Regions from separate parts of the Mus musculus genome. Here region 1 is linked to region 2. A link is a loop called in an ENCODE intact Hi-C map of the cell type or tissue named here. Cell type or tissue: left cerebral cortex. All regions are shown on one strand. Links, peaks and the distances in the headings refer to the core of each region. The heading gives the core; the rest is flanking DNA.

What was found. Peaks named below come from ENCODE experiments on the same cell type or tissue, not always from the same donor. Only the 100,000 strongest peaks of a DNase experiment are listed, where the experiment ranks them.
Region 1: a loop joins it to region 2, with 5 times the contacts of the local background. A loop is called at or near these places in 2 of 42 quality-filtered maps.

Annotation. Positions count from the first base shown.
Region 1 is chr11:37,226,829-37,235,567 of GRCm38, forward strand. It overlaps a transcript of Tenm2 not described here. Among named protein-coding and RNA genes, the nearest start is that of Gm51890, 240 kb to the left of the region's middle. In left cerebral cortex, for the core only: a CTCF peak has its summit at 3,556; DNase peaks (open chromatin) are centred at 6,966, 7,695, 8,224 and 8,429; H3K4me3 peaks cover 3,806 bases; H3K27ac peaks cover 952 bases.
Region 2 is chr11:36,688,057-36,696,795 of GRCm38, forward strand. All of the region lies in intron 2 of Tenm2 (teneurin transmembrane protein 2), which reads right to left. Among named protein-coding and RNA genes, the nearest start is that of Gm51889, 5.1 kb to the right of the region's middle. In left cerebral cortex, for the core only: CTCF peaks have their summits at 4,760 (motif pointing right) and 6,909; DNase peaks (open chromatin) are centred at 2,981, 4,793 and 7,000; H3K4me3 peaks cover 501 bases; H3K27ac peaks cover 1,714 bases.

The DNA of each region.
Region 1 (8,739 bases), core at 439-8,438, 540 kb after region 2:
TCAGGCATTCTCAACCCAGAAGACACGAGCCAAGGGCAGAAGTTTAAAGGAAGAGCATATCCCCAAAGGCTCTACATATTTTTTTCTTTTACACCCATTGCTTCTCCAATTCAAACAGACAAGGAAGAGTAGATGGAAGAGAAATTTGGATGGTTTAGCGACTATTTGCTGGAAATGAGATATGAACATCGTGAAAGCCACGGTCAAAATGAGCATTAATCAAGAAGCTGACAGGGGATATCAAAAGTCAGAGCAGACTGCCCAAAGTCCAGGAAGCTATTACCTGGGGCCGTGCAGAGGGTCAGCGCCTCCGGGGCACTGGTCCTTTACCATCTAGTTTCTGAGATATTCACCTCCTGCTTTTCAAGAATATTACCCTTCCCGTAAAGGCCTGATAAGAGATAAATTTACGAGCATGAGCATGTGAAAAGGAAACCCAAGAACTTGCGTATTAACCCTGTCCTTTCTTGGTCTCTGAGGAAAGGATTCCTCGAGAGACAAATCTTCACCCTTGGGATGTGAAGAATGAGGTAACATCTTCTCCTCTTTCCAGTTCCTGGAATTATCAAAAATTATCTTCTTTCTCTCCCTTTTAATTTTTTAGGGGAAATAGCAAGTATATGTATCACTTATGAGCAATGTAAATGGGTAGCTTGGGGTAGGAAGTGATTTAGCCACTCACTCAATCATTCAAGTCACCCAGGCAACAGGCATGCATCCTGCAAAGCTTCAGCTCTGGGATATCTTCTTATTCTGAAACCTCGAAGTTGAGAACAACCTAACCTGTGCAGCCAGAGACACAGTCTAATACTCACCTTCCAGCCTCACCCTTTAGGTAAACATGCCTGTTATTAGTTATCTGAATTTTTTTTAAATAGAAATAAAGAAGAAAGAAAGCTGACACATTAGATTCCTGACCTCACCTAAAGCCATGCTTTTCACAGAATGAATACATTTGAAGTTGCAAGGAAATGCTGCAAAATGTGCACTGTAAACATGTGCCAAGATGAATAGGTAAATAAATAAATCAGAAAAGGGTAGCAACATGGTGACAAACTTTTCTGAACGTCTTAGGTTAAAAACCTTATTTTAAAAATATAGACATGCATCTACGTAATATTCTTTTACCTAAGCTTCTAGACCACAGGGCCATAATCCTCACACACACATACGCTAAACTGTGTGTGATTCTGTGTGTACCCCATGGGGGCTTAATAACACTTATGAATTGACTGACAAGAGAAAAACCAAGAAATGACAACCTTCCGGGTAGCCGTAACACAATTTTAACTTGAAAATTGCCCAGAAATAGACTTCACAATCTATGGGAACATACACAAATCATATAAAAAGAAGCAGTGCCCCTCATATACCTAGACTGGCCTTAGGGAATAGCTTAGTGAAAAATTGTTGCTGTGGGAACGAGAGTTCAGCCTCTATCTCTATTCACTATTTGGCTTCTGCAGTGAATCCAGCTACAAGCAACGTTTATTCTGCAAGAAAAGGTACTATAAGATAATGTTTAACGTTAAGATTAGAAGAACTATAGAGTTATGCTTAATCTTTAACATGTTTCTCACCGAGTCTACAAGGATCACACACCCTTCCTTTCAATACTCAAGAATCGTGTTGGCATTTTAATTTCTCTGCAGACAAAATGTAGAGGGGGAAAAAAAGAGAGAGAAAGAAATCCTAATCTCCAATGCTGGGATAGCCTCTTTGATAGAAGCTTCCCCAAACCAATGGAAATTAGCAACAAATGACAATTTAGCTAGCACTTTCTCCAAATGACATCCACAGTGTACCTCTGACACCAAATCTTGTTCAGTGAGACCTAGAAGAAAGCTTTCAAGTGTCTTTAAGTTCCAAAGGGGTGTTTTCTTCCCTGAAGTTTCTACCTTGGAAGGTCAGAATGGGCCAGACATAACAATGTACCTGTCCTTTCAGGGGAAGAGGGATATAAATATTTCTCTTATCAATTTGGCTTTGTCAAATCTCCATGAAAGAGTGACCAGTTCAGCCTCCGCCCACGTTGAAAAGAAATGTCCACCTTAGTAAGTTTGCAAAACTATGATGACATGTGGCTAGAAAGTGAAGGGAGAAATGACACTCAGGATTCATTCTGTTAGAGTAACAGGGTAAAAGATGAGATAACCAGGATTGGTTGCAGAAAGAATTTTAAGTGAAAACACAGAAGAGAAATAAGAACCTGCCGGCCTGCCTGCATCTTTCCATACCACCAAACGCCAACTACAGCAACCTCTTTTAAGTGTAGCAATGCTGTCTTACACACACCATCTTATTTTCCATTGTCTAGTATTCCCCTTATTCTCTCTGCCTCTCCCATCCCAGAACTGGGACTGAAGAACAAATGCAGAGCCTTGCCCCTGCTAGGAAAGTGTCCACCACTTAGCTTGCCTTCACTCTTATTAGTCAGCCTCACATTTTACCTCTCTATCCTTTCATTTTGACCCCCAACTTATAATCCTTCCCCTAGATGGACTCCATCATCTACTTGGCTAGAAAATTGATCCTGATTTCCAATCTCCACTTTAAACATCCAAACTACCATGTGTTTCCAAAAAGCTAATGCATTTTAGACTTCATAAGGCTGTGGATTGCATAGAAAAGTCCTATCTTCCAGTTTTTCTGTATTTTCCTATGTCAACACAGATGCACCTTTATTTTCAAATGATATCTTTCTGTCAGGTTTTAGATTCTCACCCTAAGAACAAGGGGAGAGGACAAGTTGATTCTGCCCTCTTTATTTTCATGGCTACCTTATGGAGTTGAGAGATTGATGATTGATCTTTCTTCCACACTCATCCACTGCCTTCTCTGTAGCCACATGCAAATTTGCCAATGGATAATTAAGCAACAGACACATCCAATAAATATAATAAATAAATTTGATTTTTTTTCCTCTTAGTAATTGGTTTCATCTGACTGGCTCTGATGGTGTGTAGGGATATATAAACAGGATTAGAAAATAGAAAAATTAGATGCTGGGTCCTACAAATTGTACCCCCCCCCCAAGCACTGTGAAATGTCTCTGCAATAACTATGTTATTTGTAGGGTTAAAATGGAGAGAAGCAGTTTGTGCTTTCTCAAGATGTTTCAGTCAAAAAATATAAATAAAACTGCAGGAATGACTAATAAAAAAAGTGTAACCAATCATAGAACACATTTTTTTTTAACTTATAGACCCTCTACCCCCCCCACCCCAGCTCACACTGTCTTTCTCTCGAACTTCTACTTAGCTAGTGCTGACAGTCCCAAGCCTTGCTTAAGGTCCCCAGTCCGAGGTATCACATGAGCCAAGGCTACATGAATAGAAACATCTTGAACATACTAGAAGACAGAGAATGCACAGATCTCTGTGTACAATTACTGCCTAAGCAAATACAAAAATGAAAGGAAATTAAATAACTCTTCCAATATACCCTACACAAAGAACACAGCATTATCTTGCTTTGTAAAGAAAGCACCTATTTCTCTTCCCATTTGAGTTCCTGTATATCCTTTTGACTTCAGGCTGCTTCTACCACCAGAGGCACAGGACCTGGCTTGTGTGTGGGAATCACAGTCCTGACCATGCAGGAATAAAGTAAGATAAAGACTAAAATGCACTGTAGTATAGTTATTGTTTTTCTGCATTTCTAAGTAATTTCTACTGAAATGTGTAGCGAATATTCAAATGCCCCGATATTTTGATATTTTCAAGGCTTTAAAAATGATCATGGTTAATAATTTAAAGCCAGTTGCAAAAAGTCTGTAGTAAAAAGTATGCTGTGGTGTTCCTGATACCCAGATTTCTATAGGCACAGGTAAGGAGAGCTTCTGTGGTGTGTTTCCTTCTTGGAAACCATTTAAAAACCATACTTAAGTTGTTTTCAATACTGAAATTTTGATGTAGCTTGAAGAAACGATCCAAATACAATCAGAAGTACTTAACATCTATGTTTTTGAAATGATTATTTTATAGTATAGGATGTTCTTAATCTCTGCCAAAATGATGTTCCTTTCCCTGTATACGTCTTCTACATGGACTCTATGCCTCTCCTTGAGGCAGGAGAGATCAAAACATTAGGTACCAACTAAACTGGAAGCAACAATAAAAAAACAGCATTTCAATATAAGCATCTACCAAATGAATCCTGCCTCTGTCATGATTTACAATCAATATACCACTCTGAGTTTCGACTTTACCGCTTTCATATGACTAATACTCTGGCTTTAACTTTTACTTTCTAATAAGTAAAGACTGAGGAACCTAAATAAATAAATTAATTTATGACTTATTCTTTTGAGCCACATTCCTAAATTCATTATTACTTGTTAGGGTACAAATTTCTCTTTTCTATAAATACAAAGGTCATACTAACTGAGATGTATACCGCAAAATGTCTAGTGTGATTTATAAAACAAGCCTAATCTTATAGAGCACTAAAAGGAAAATACTCATGGAATAACATATACTTTCTGAAAGCTGAGTTATAAACTTTTGCAAATCTACATTGAGTTCTCCTGAAATGATAAGAACAAGCAAGCAGAAAAACTTCCCAAAATATCTATGTCCCAAAATATGTGGCAGAGCCACTTCCGAGAAGACAGAGTAGCAGGGGGCACAGCCCACAAGTCAGTAGAACTGCAGATTCAAGCCTCTTCCAGACTGCAGGCCAGTCCTGGGACCTGAGCACCTCAGAGGAACCAGCTCTCTTCCCAAACACACAGCACTGTAGTTTCCAACACAGACTTGGCTGTTCAGCACTTATCATGCATGTATATCCTAGCACGGGCTACACGCTGTTAGTAATATGAAGGACGTAGTCGACTGGTCCATCCTGGTCACATTGGTCAGAGTGGTAGGGGGCAGAAATCTTTACCAGGAGAAATAGACTTGACTTTAACATATCACATGCATTGTTTTGTTTGGGATTCTCTTTATTATACTTACAGAGTTAAAACACCTGCTCTCTTTTCACTCACAGGCCAACACAGTACATAAATACTATGCATACCCCATCAATTCATTTTTGCCTATAAGGATTGTCATTCTATGCTGAGGGCAGAGGGCAGATGGACCAATGGAAGACTTTCAGGAAAAACAAGACAAAACAAAACCAGAACAAACAAGAAATCAAAAGGAACTTCATTTTGGGGACAATTTCTTAGAGTTCTTCATGGTTTGCTATGGAGGAACTGATTTTTGAAAGCTGTACTACTTCAAGTTCAGAATCACACTGGGGGTATATATTGAATGGATTCTGCAGAGACAGACGGATTTTAGTGAACGAGTTATTTGCTTCTTTAGCTTATGAAGCCTTTGGAAATATCAGCAAGACAACTCTCAGTGTATCTAAAATAATTAAATTAGCAAGTGCTTTGTCTTTCTTAGCACGGAAAAGAGAACAAGAAAGTAAAAACAACTACATGTTGCTGATAGCACACATTCTTAAACAATGGAACCATTTCTTTTCTAAATCAAACTAAACGCCAGAAAAACAAAGGCTACTTTGGCAAAGCTGCTACACAAAGAGCAGATACTTCTGTTCTCAGCAGAAGAAATTCTTTAAAATGACTGGTAGGGTAAATACACATTACTTGCAGTATTCCCTGATTGCAAAATTTATCTCATTTCATCAAATATTGTTACCTATCTTTTCACTGAAAATACCTTTTTAAAAATGCAAGTATCCAGGTTCTATCTTTTGGCTGAAAGTCTCTTTCACTTCTTCTGGGTGTAGAATGGAGAGTGTGAAGAACACATTGAGGTTAGCAAGAGTCAGTATCAGATCAAAGACTAGAACTGTTACTCCATGTCAAGTAATGAGGAAAAAAAAAATGCTTTGTCCATAGCCATGTGTGAGATAAGGAGTTTGACAGTAAGTCCTACCTCTCCAAATCTTACTAGCAGTTTAACTTTTAGCCCTCAGATGGGGAGGGATATATTTTTTAAGCCCTTGGAAATGACCTTGATTTTATTTCAGCAGAAATCACCTCTCCAAATCAGTCAGGTCAAACGGAAAAATCTAGGAATGGGCAGGGCAATGCAGGTCCTCCTTTAAAGCACACAGGTACATTGAGGATCCTTTCACTCATACAACGAAAAAGAATGGCAATCAATGTTAAGAAACAGTCTGTAGGTCTAGCAGAATCAACACTTTGGACATGCAGAGAAATCTCCATTCTTATAAAGATGGGAACAGGAACTCTAACAATAGAGTCAGACAGAACTGTCAAAGTCTGTGAACCCACAGCCTCAGACACCTGTCTTTCTACACAGCCCTCTTTAAAAAAAAATGTTACCTTCTCTAGGAAGTGCAAGGCTTTTTGCACATACTGACATGTCACTAGCAGACCAATTGAGAATGAACTCCCTAATTTACCATCAAGATGATGATACTATTTTGATACCTTAACCTGAAATCAACATCAGGCGCAGAAGTTAAAGGGTCTTAGTGAAGATTTAAGGACAAGCTTAATGATAAAAAACAACAACCACAAAAAACCCCAAAACAAAACAAAACCAAACGTCAGTGATGCCAACAAGCCACAGAAATGCTATCATAGAGAACCATGTTATAGTAATGCAAATCCGGTTAGTGGAATAGTAGCATAGCTTGTCATTGAGTCAAAAGCATAGATGTGTTTAATAGTTTAACAGAAAAATATCCGAGCCTTCTAGAAGTTGCCAGGAAACTAGAAGTGCACAGAGGGTTGGGGTGGAGAAACAAGCCAAAATAAGATAAAACAAAAAACAACTCTGCAGGAAAGAAACGTGTTCCCTAAATAAACATACTCCTGGGCTTCAGAGGTTGTGAGGCTGCTGAAATGGAAGCTAATTGTGATGTGTGTATTTAAAGGTGTGCATATTTTGCCCTATGGACCCATCAAAAGAAGACTTGAGCTTGCTCAGTTATCTCTTAGTGACCATGCCTGGAAGTGTTGTGGACTACTACTGAAGCTGCTCTGCGTGGGGTACGCTGTCCTGGAAATGGTCACAGGAGGAGGAGAGTAAGTTGCTTTAGAAACCTTATGGTCAGAGGACTAGGATTCACTATGTGCATGCAGTTTTGTTTCTTTATGACTCCTACAAGCAAACACTCCAGTCAAAAACTGTCCTAAATGAATGGAAGAGGAGTGTTTTTCTCCTCCAATTTAATCAAAATGGTAAACTTAAGGGCCCATGAAAATATTCTAAAATGGCAATATTGCTACCTCAAGAGAGTCCTGAGTAAGAAGTACTCTCTTTACAAATAAGATGCCTCTTTTTTATTAGAAGCATACACGGGCAGAAATAAGGCTCTGATCTCAGGAATTTTGAGAATGGCTTTTGTCAACCCTAGGGGAAACAGCACAGGTGAATCAGTGTCATGGTTTAAGGTAGCTTTTCTCTTATGTAAAACAGAACCTGAAGAGTTGACTTAATTTACAAATGGTTTCTTTTTTTCTTTTCTCTTCTTTTCTTTTCTTTTTTTACTCCTGAATATACTACCTGCCTTCTGCAGTTCTCACAAAGCCAGTTAAGTTTGCATCAAAGCAAAGTTTAACAGTATGACTGCAAACCAAGCTTCCCATACCATGGCAGCCTGCTGCTCTGGAGGTGACTACCATACAGTAGAGGCAGTCTTCGTGACAGAATAATATTCTCCCTGGGCAAAGCCCATGGGCCTCGGAGCATCCCTAACCTGAGTCTCCCACCCGCGCTTAGATCCTGAGCATCTGAGGGTGAGAATGCACGAGCACCACCCCCCTTCCTGCCATACACTTTCCATGATCCATTTCATGTCTCCATGGCTGAGCAGAAATTCTAAACTCCGGCCCTTCTAAATGACTGATTTACCTTCACTTATTGACCCTTCAATTTTTCTACTGAACAGGAACTGAAAACTTAAGGGGAAGAACAAGGAAGACAAATGAAATATCGTAACTACTCAAAACCCTCTAAAGGACTCAAATTATTTGACTGCATCAAAGAACTATTAAATGTGATATTAAAAATAATGTTGAACATGGATCCTGGCAGCAAGGGTGGCAGAGTGAATTCTGGTGTTTTAAAGAAAAGAGTAAGGGTCCAATTTGCATGCATTATGCTGGCTATTTTAAATAATTTCATTCCATGTGTACAGCAGAAACTATTCTCTCTCTCCCCATTTGACAAGATGCCACTTCAAGTAAGAGCTGAGAAAGGGCTGGTCTGAGGTTAGCAAGCTCTGTATGCCTCACAGTTTTGAATAAAACAATACCAGCATCCTTCCTGCTTCTTCAAAGCCCTAAATTTATTATTAAGTAAATTTAGCCATAGCTCAGTCAGTAGAGTAGAAGATGCACCGAGCCACTTATCTGTTTATTATCTTTGCAAGCCACATGAAAAGCCGTGTCTACTATTGCTTCCTGCAAATCTACAGCAATGTAATGCAAAAACAGCATTTTAAAGAAATTCTCTTTCGGAATGCCAAGGATTCTTCCTGCAATTTTGAATATTTTAGGCAGCGTGTACCGTACAGTAGGTCTGGAATCACTGACATTGGTCACGCTGTTAAAACTGAGTCAAACCGCCTTGTAATCCTGGAGAGCCGATAACCTTAAACATCAATGCAATGTTAAAATGAATCCTAAAAGAATCCCTATAATTGCGATGAACATTAGAAAGAAAAGCGTCAAGTCCTTCTGCAGGGAAATAACAGCCGACTCTACCAGTCTTCCCCTCCCCGCCCCCAAACTCATGCAACTAA
Region 2 (8,739 bases), core at 437-8,436:
AGTAAGCTGAATCTTTTTCAGAACAGAAAGCTTGTGTGGTGTTTGTACCCCACCTCCAAGCAATGCCCCTAATAATATAAAAGAAATGTGTCCAAGGCATTTCCTTCTCATGTTGTTCAGGGCCAACATTATATACCAAGCCCTACTTACAGCCTTATGGCAAGGCCACAGTTCTTTGACATTTATGCTCAACATATGTGAAAATCACAAGGTTCTTCATTTTTTAAAAATGTGGGCTCCTGATGGATTTGTCTGACCATTTACCTAGTGAAGCACCAAATGCAGGCTTCTACTTGAACACTTTACTTTGTATGCTTTTCATGGGAGAGAGCCATCTAGCATACACAAAGTTCAGCCTGACTGGGCAGTCTTCAACATTCAACATAGGTGTGCACTCAAGAATTTCTCTTAGGGCAGGACAGATCAGACCCCTGGATGGCTTAAGTTTACCCCACAGCCTCAATCTTGGTGCAAATGTCTTTAGAAGTTATGTGTCTAATTTCTTTCTGACACACAGCAATTATATATTATCCAGGGCAATATTTGTATTGTTTATAGCAACCATGCCAATTGCTAGGAGGGAAAATGCCTTTTAGGTCAATTAGAGTCTTCTGTGTGTGGAATAAAGGATGCTAGTTTCTTAGAGCTCTTAATATACAGCTCTCAATGTTCAATTTACCTAAAAATGAAAATTGCCAAGGAGCAAAGATTGTGGGAGATGTATGGCTGGACGTCGCTGCAGCCTGGCACATAGGCTGATGGATGGAGCCCTCAGAATTACTGGGAGTTCTTGCTAACTCACTATCATGGCTCACTGTTTCAGAGAGTGACAAGAGCCAGCCTTGTCCAACAACATGTCTCTGCCCCCTTCCCAGCATCTCAGCTGCTTCACTTAGTCATTGTGGCCTCTTGTAAAACCCAGATACCACTGGGAACAGCCTAGCCAAACGATGAAGCTAAAACATGGTGCTAGCACTCAGATGTGGGCAATGGTTCTAATGCGTACATTTTAGCGTTTGATCCCACTTAACATACAATACTTACTTCCGGATTTGTGGTGGGGAAATGTCATTTAACAAACAAAAACAAACAAACAAAAAAAAAAACCAAAAAAACTTTTAGCTTAATTACTAAAGATGTAAATGTAGTCTCACTTGTGGAATAAAGTTTCTCTTAACAATGAGGTGTAAATTGGTGTGTGCCTACTCTGTTCACAGTAGGAATAGAACCTAACACTCGCCTCCTCGCCCTTGGTTTTGCAATAGTACCTGGGAAATGAATGTGTCCTTGGAAGTTCCTGCAGCATTTCTGATTTGTTAAAGGAGGGGGAAAAAAAGAAAGCTAGGCTAGTTCATGCTGTATCCCTCTACCTCTGCAAGGACATTTGTTTTGCATTTCTAGCATCTGTATTGAACTACGGACTGAGGCTACACAGTTTAACCCCAGTTCCCAGGTATTAGAAGTTCATCGCTCTCCAGATTTTCTTCTGTCCGTCTTTTGTGACTTCCTCCATATCCTCAGATGGAGTGAAATTAACAGGGGAAGCAGTCTGTTATTTGTACAATGACCTTGGGCCCCTGGGGGAATTGAAGGCGCTATTCTTTCCACTTCTGATGTTTTACATTTCAAAGAGCCTAGCTCTCTTTGATATTAAAGAATGAAATGTGCAATGTAATTGTTATTGTTTTATGACCTTTAATAGGTTAATCAGGCTGCATCAGGTTCTCCACTGTGTGACTCGGTGCCCGAGAAATGATTTGCCTCACAGTTGATGGATTCTGACAAGGGGGCTCAACATTAATATTTGAGGGAATGACCGTACACTGGTGTCTAAATCCTGAAGAAAACACGATTACTCTGCTTAAGTCCTCTATGAGTAATAGAGAACCTGTCAGCTTTTAGTGGTATTGACGTTTTGGGCAAGATCATACTTGGTTGCTATATGCAGGGGTATCTCATACATCCTGGGACATTTAACAACATAATGGTTCTCTGTCCATTAGATGTCAAGTCTAGTCCCTTTCCCACTGTACCTCATTCCGATGAATGACAATGTAGCTTGTCTACACAATGCCATGCCTCAGGAAAGAAAATCTACCCCAATTGAGGAACATGGACCTAATTAAAAAAAAATGGAGTGAGGGTAGGTGGGGCTAGACTATACTCCTTTAGGGTATACTATGCCTAGAATCAACTATCTTAAATGATATTTAATATAATAGTAGCCAATATTTATCAAGAACTCACCCTAAACCAATTAGCACTATGCTGACAGCTTTCAATGTTGGATCTCATTTGATCCTCTTAACAAACCCATGTGAGAGTAATTATGTATTGCAACTTACATGTAAAGAAACTGAGGTGGACGGGATGTAAATAATTTATTCAAGAACACTCAGCTAGAAAAGTAGAAGCGCACAAACGCTTCCATGTTTGCTTTAGTCCCCATCTTTGAGGTTATAATCTGAGTATGAAAGTAAAGAATTGATTGCTTACCTCTGTGGTCAGGACTTATTACCTACATGCTAAACAGGTCCAGGCAAATACACAAAAACCCACCTTCTCTCATGATACATGGAGAGGGTGATACATGTCCTCACGTAATATATGCGAAACAAAAAGTATAATATAGACGTAAATAACTGACACTGGAAAGTTCATATTTGGAATCTCTTAGGCCATCGCATCTCAGCTTTAATGGGACTAGAAATCACCAGGGTCTTATTAGAGTGCAGGTTCTCCTCCCGGCTGAGTGGGCTGCATGAAACCTGGACTTCTTACTTTCGAACCAGGCCCTGGACAAGGGTGTTGCTGGTCAAAAGACCTCACTCTGAGCACGTAGCTTTTAGTGCTGTGGGAAATGTCGCTTCATGCTTTTCAAAAGTGAGGTTCCACAGAGCGTATATGGAATGCCAAGAAAGCAGCAACGCAGAGCAGAGGGGGGAGGAGGAGGAGGAGGTGGGGATTGCCTTGGCTGTAAGAGCCACACTTGTCTCTCAGCCCTTCCCTTGGAACATCTATGCCGTGCCCACTCAAATCCACTGCCCACATACACAGCTAAACATCTGCTATTTTAAAGGACAAATATTAATTTGAAGCACAAAACACCTACCCACCAAACATAACTGGTTTCTGCAAACACATTTTTTTTTAATGTCCAATTTTGTACTTTTGGAAAACAATGCTTCTTTATCTTCAACATATCATGCTACATAAAAAAATTCCATTCTTTTTCATCCCCACCCTTCACGCCCATTGTGACTTGAAAATAAGTATTGTGCTACATCTAGCAAAGAGTCAGTATAACAGGGGTAAAAAATACATATGGTAAGCCAAAAGCAAGAGCACTTTTAATCCAGCGAATGTCACAATTAAAATGACAGTTGTGAGGACTGCAAACCATGTTACCATTAATTTAGCGGTGTTTAAAAAGACAGAAATGGAGTCCTGTAATAAACATTCACAAAGAAATGGTTTGGGAACTGATCTCTACTAATGGTTGTGGCCACTTTGCCCAGACCACAGTGACCGCTGCAGATCACAAATTGTTTTGTGACATCTGGGTTTGACCATAGGTCGTAATGAAGGGGAGGCATTTGGAGTCACTTGGCTTTCTGAATACATTCAGCTAACTCTCTACACACATGGCAAGGGGATACAGCGGGAAAGAGTTGCTGTGATGTTGAGATGGACCATAGTTAATGGAAAGGCTGAGAGGTTGAGAAGTGGAACCAACCAATTACTGCTAATATTTTCTACTTAGATATAAAGTAGGAGGTCTAAAACAGGGAAGCGGTGTGTGTGTGTATGTGCATGCGTGTCTGAGGGTCCTAGCATCTCTGCCGCTGAAACTGCACGCAGTTCTGCAGATGAATGTGAGCTATGCTATGATGTGAACATCTGCTCTGTACCAGGCCTTAGGTTATGCTGATCAACACTTTGTTTTCAAATCTATGTGAAGTAAAATATTTCCCATTCGTGAATGACTGACATCACATCTTTATTTGGTATTATGAAGACCAACCTCCTCCTGACTACCTTGATATTTATTTCTATTACTTGATTATATTTACTTGATATGTAATATTTTCTTTAATCTCACACTTATCTCTTGGCTTCCTCTGAAACAACAAGTACCTGTGAAATTATAAGGGCCGAGCAAACCAATGGTTATAATATTTAAATAAACTTACGTGATTACTGGACGATAATGCCATAATTTTGGCCTTAAGGTTTGGGAGAGACTCCTATCAGCCAGCCAATGCTAGCTGTCCACTTCCCCCAGGACTCCACCAATGCAAAGGGTAAGAGTTGGCAGAGGTTTGGTCTTCTAGCACTGGCTACCACTATATTTTGGACAACATCTGTTCTAACATGCCAGAATACAATCATCACTGTCCTGCTTGCACAGACCATAAAGATGTGATGTCAGTCATTGACGAATGGGAAATATTTTACTTCACATAGATTTGAAAACAAAGTGCTCTGCCTTGAGACTTTGGAGAATCTTGTATGTTGTTAACGGAAGAAGAAACTGAGTTCTTTTGCCACAAATGCTTGGCAGAGTGGCGGTCAACACTACATCTGCAGGGTGAAATACTATGGTTTCTTTAGGCTTCAGATTGTCCTAGAAAATAAGCACAATGTACATAAATCTTAGATTAAGTAGGGACTTTTCAACACCAACTCTATTGCCATCCTGTGGGTGACCATCCTGTGCATTGTGTGGTGCATTCATTTGAGCAGCCTCACCCTCTATCCACTAGATGCCAGTAGCTACCCCAAGTCGTGACGACCAAAAATGCCACTAGAGATTGCATAATGTTCTCCAATGAGCTGACTCACTCTCTGTTTAGTATAACTGGGATAAAGGAACTAAAGTCTGCAAGGTACTCAGGCTAGCCTATGCCATAGTTTCAGAGCCCCGTGGTATCCATTGCATTTATTAAGGAATTCATGTATGTTAGATAGCTACTTAAGAACTTGAAGTCTACTATATCATTGAACACTCACATGATCGTGAGAGTTAGAGCCCACTAAGACTCCCATTTTACAGATGATTAAAAATAAATATCTGAAGAAAAACAACCTTTTTGAGGATCCACCATTACCTTAAGCAGAGTTAGACCTCTATGGAATGCCACGGTTCTAGAGCTCCTGCCCCCAGGCTTTCTGTATCCTCACAACTGCAGAGGGGGGTGTCTCCTCAGAAATTAGGAATGAGGAGGAGAAAAGGGAAAAAAATAGGCTAGGATTTTTTTTTTTTTTTTGCATTGAAGATTGTGTCTCAAATAAAGAGACCAACAAAGAAATAAATAAGGTAGCTAACAAGTACAGGTTGTCTACAATTAGCATTGCATTTTTCAGTGGTTTGTACATACACCTAAACACACATGCACATATACACAAGTGTGTGCAGAAACACAGGTACCCACATATGGACACACTTGTACACGTAATAATGTATGTAGAGACGATAACTTTCCCAGAACGGGTAAAGGTATAAAACAACAACAAAGTTAACATGCAGGTCATTAACATGCAGGTCATTAACATGCAGGTCATTAACATGCAGGTCATTAACATGCAGGTCAAAATAAAGAGCTGGAGGAAGGGGTGGTGATACATGCCTAAGCACGTAGGAAATCAAGGCGCTAAAAAGGGAGTATTATTTTAGTTTAAGAGCTCAAGGCCCTCCTAGGAAATATAGCAAGTTCCTCATTTATGAAACAAAATGACCAAATAAACAAACAAGAAAAGAAAATATGTTTTTAGGTCTAGTCCTTAGCTAGCACTGTAACGAGGTCAGGGGATTTCACTATCTCACAAAGATGCCTGCCTGGTTCACTACTGTAGAAAGTCAATGTAGAAGGTCAAAGATGGCTGCTGATATGGCTGTCTAAAGACGGGATGATGACCAGTACAGACTGGTGTGTGTGTGTGTGTGTGTGTGTGTGTGTGTGTGTGTGTGTGTGTGTGATAGACAGAGAGATGGAGACAGAGAGAAAGAGTGACACAGGAACACAGAGAAAGAGACAGACAGACAGAAAGACAGAGAGACATGGAGACAGACAGACTCCTGCTGTCCACACCTGTGTTGAGCCTTTCGTGTTGTATCAGGAAGTCTTCTTATTGCAGTGTCCTAGGCATCCAGTGTGACTTGCTACTGGCATATACTAGCTCCCACTTAAGGCTCTGAAAAGCTTAGACAACTACAGAGCCCACTGACCTTGACCACAAGCTAGACATTGACCTTTCTGGCTGTTTTTCCCTTTCCCAGTAGAAACAAGACAAAACAAAACAAAACAAAACAAAAAACAGTCTGTGGTCTTTGCTGTTCTGGTAAACAAGGTATAGGTTTCTACAAGCACACATATTTTGTCCTCCTTGACAAACAAAAACACACGAGAATTAAGTCAATACAACCAGAATAAACAAATACAAACACAAGATTCTGACATAGAATATGTATACTTATGCATATTTCTTTATGCATTTATATAAAAGAGAGACAAATACAGGGTATGAATAACAATTCAGAAAGGTGCCGGTCAACCTTCCTCCAATGTCCCAGAATCTAGGCTAAAGATATCTTACCAAGTTTGTCATTGTCAAATACAGAAAAATGAGAGCTTTTCTACATTTGACTGAAAGTCTTTGCATTTCTACCAGTCTGAAACAGAAACTTGCAATTAAATCAATTAAGCAATGAAAATCAGATATTCCATTAAAATCTAATTTTCCTCATATTTGATTGGTCGTAACTCAACCAAGCTGGAAACAGATGAGAGAGGCCAAAGAATTCCAAGTTGCAGACACGGAGAAAAGGAAACCATTCAACATTTTCACAGCAAACGGAATCGCAGCATTTTCTTTTGCTTCTGCTCCTGTGCATTTAGCCATTAGGGGTTCCCCAAACATCGGCTTTCAGAACTACTGCTGAAGACTGGGAGGAGAGGATCAAGGTTTCCTGTTCCCCTGTCTTCCTTTTGCAGGCATGTCCTTGAGGTTGCTTTTGCTCCTTAAGGAATTTAATAGGCTAGCCCAAACTCCACTTCAGACAATACCGTGTGTCTGGTGCACTCCAGCACGTCTGAAATTCCCTTGCTAAGATCGACAGTCAGACTGGCACTGGCTATGTTTGCTGATTCAAAGAGTTACAGAGACCACATGTGTTCAGGAGGCATTTCTGCTTTCTAGGAGCAGAATGGAAGACTTTGCTCTTGGGGGTCAGGGGAAAAAGCATGCCAACCGACTGGATTATTCTTTCCCGGTCTGGTTTTTGCAGGTTGCATGAGCTGGCTTTTTCTACACCAGCAATCACCCTGTGGACGGAAGTCAGAGTTTTTGAATATGAAACAGAAAATGACTCCACACGTTGCTGGAACAGAAAGATTAAAAAAGAGAAGACAATAGCTTACATGAAAGGTGCTTGTCCACCATTTGACGGGCATCGGGATGCTCAACAGACTTTCAATCAGGGAAAATATAATGGGATGTAAGTATGTAAAGGATGGCTGCAAGTGGACAGGAAGAAAGTGGAGAAATACTTCAGAGACCAGTGTTTCAATTTTTAAACCGAAAGGTGCAGCTGGTCTGTATTTCTCAGATGGCTTTTCAAAATGCATTTGCTGAAACTATTTTTAAGGCCAAACTGTTGGGATCTTCTTGAGAATTGTTGGTTATTGTAGCCAGCACAGAATTAGGCAAAAATACAAAGAGCTATGGATGCAGTGTGTGTGTGTGCCACTGAACGTAATTAACTAACTAATTATATATATAGTCTGTGCACATGTATGCACGTTTATATGCATGTGGGCTTGCACATATACCTGTGTGTATATGTATGCATGTAACTGTGAGCACATGTTTGCATATGCCTATCTGTGCTTGTGTATATCCATGGCTATATTCTCAGGAAAGGGGGCAATATGTGTTTCAGTTGGTACCACTACTCCCCAGAGATGTAGGGTTTTGATCCTGAATATTAAAAAAAAAAAGTCATTTGTCAGAACTTGTTTTGCTTTGCCACATACACCCCCCCCACCCCCCCAGCATCTGTCTTCTATAGGCAGTTGGAACAGGTTGGAAGAGAAAGAGGAGGAGGAGGAGGAGGAGGAGGAGGAGGAGGAGGAGGAGGAGGAGGAGGAGGAGGAGAACAAGATAGAGGTTCTTTAGAAAGCAAACAACTTCTATTAAATCCTGCCACCCTTTTAGCCCAATTCATGTTTTTGTGAATATCAGTGGTAGTCAGGAATAAAGACTCTAGAGCCAGATTGCTTGGATCTGAATCCCAGCCCCTTTATTTAGAAGTTCAAACACTTTGAAAATGACTCCAATTTACTACCGCCCATTTCTTATAACATGCAAATGAAACACAAAGTGTACCCAGTCCATATAATACACATCTCAAGTCTCTAAGAGCTGTCCGTATTTAAGATCTCTTTCTCCAGGTCTAAGCATCCATCACACCTCTGCATGCACCCATCGATGCTATTGTCATCCCCATAGTAGTACCTGGGACACTGCCACCCTCCATACTTGTTTAAAGGACTCATTTAAATGATTCAAACCTCATCGTAAGGCCACAGAACTTGAGCAGCTGGTCAAGTAACCGTCAGAAAACTGAAGAAAATAATTATTATTCCCCTTTTTAAAAAAGTGTGCTTTCCGCCATCTTTCAGATCTTCCTGATCCACTGGGCTTGGTTATCATCTCTAATATTTGTATATTCAGCTT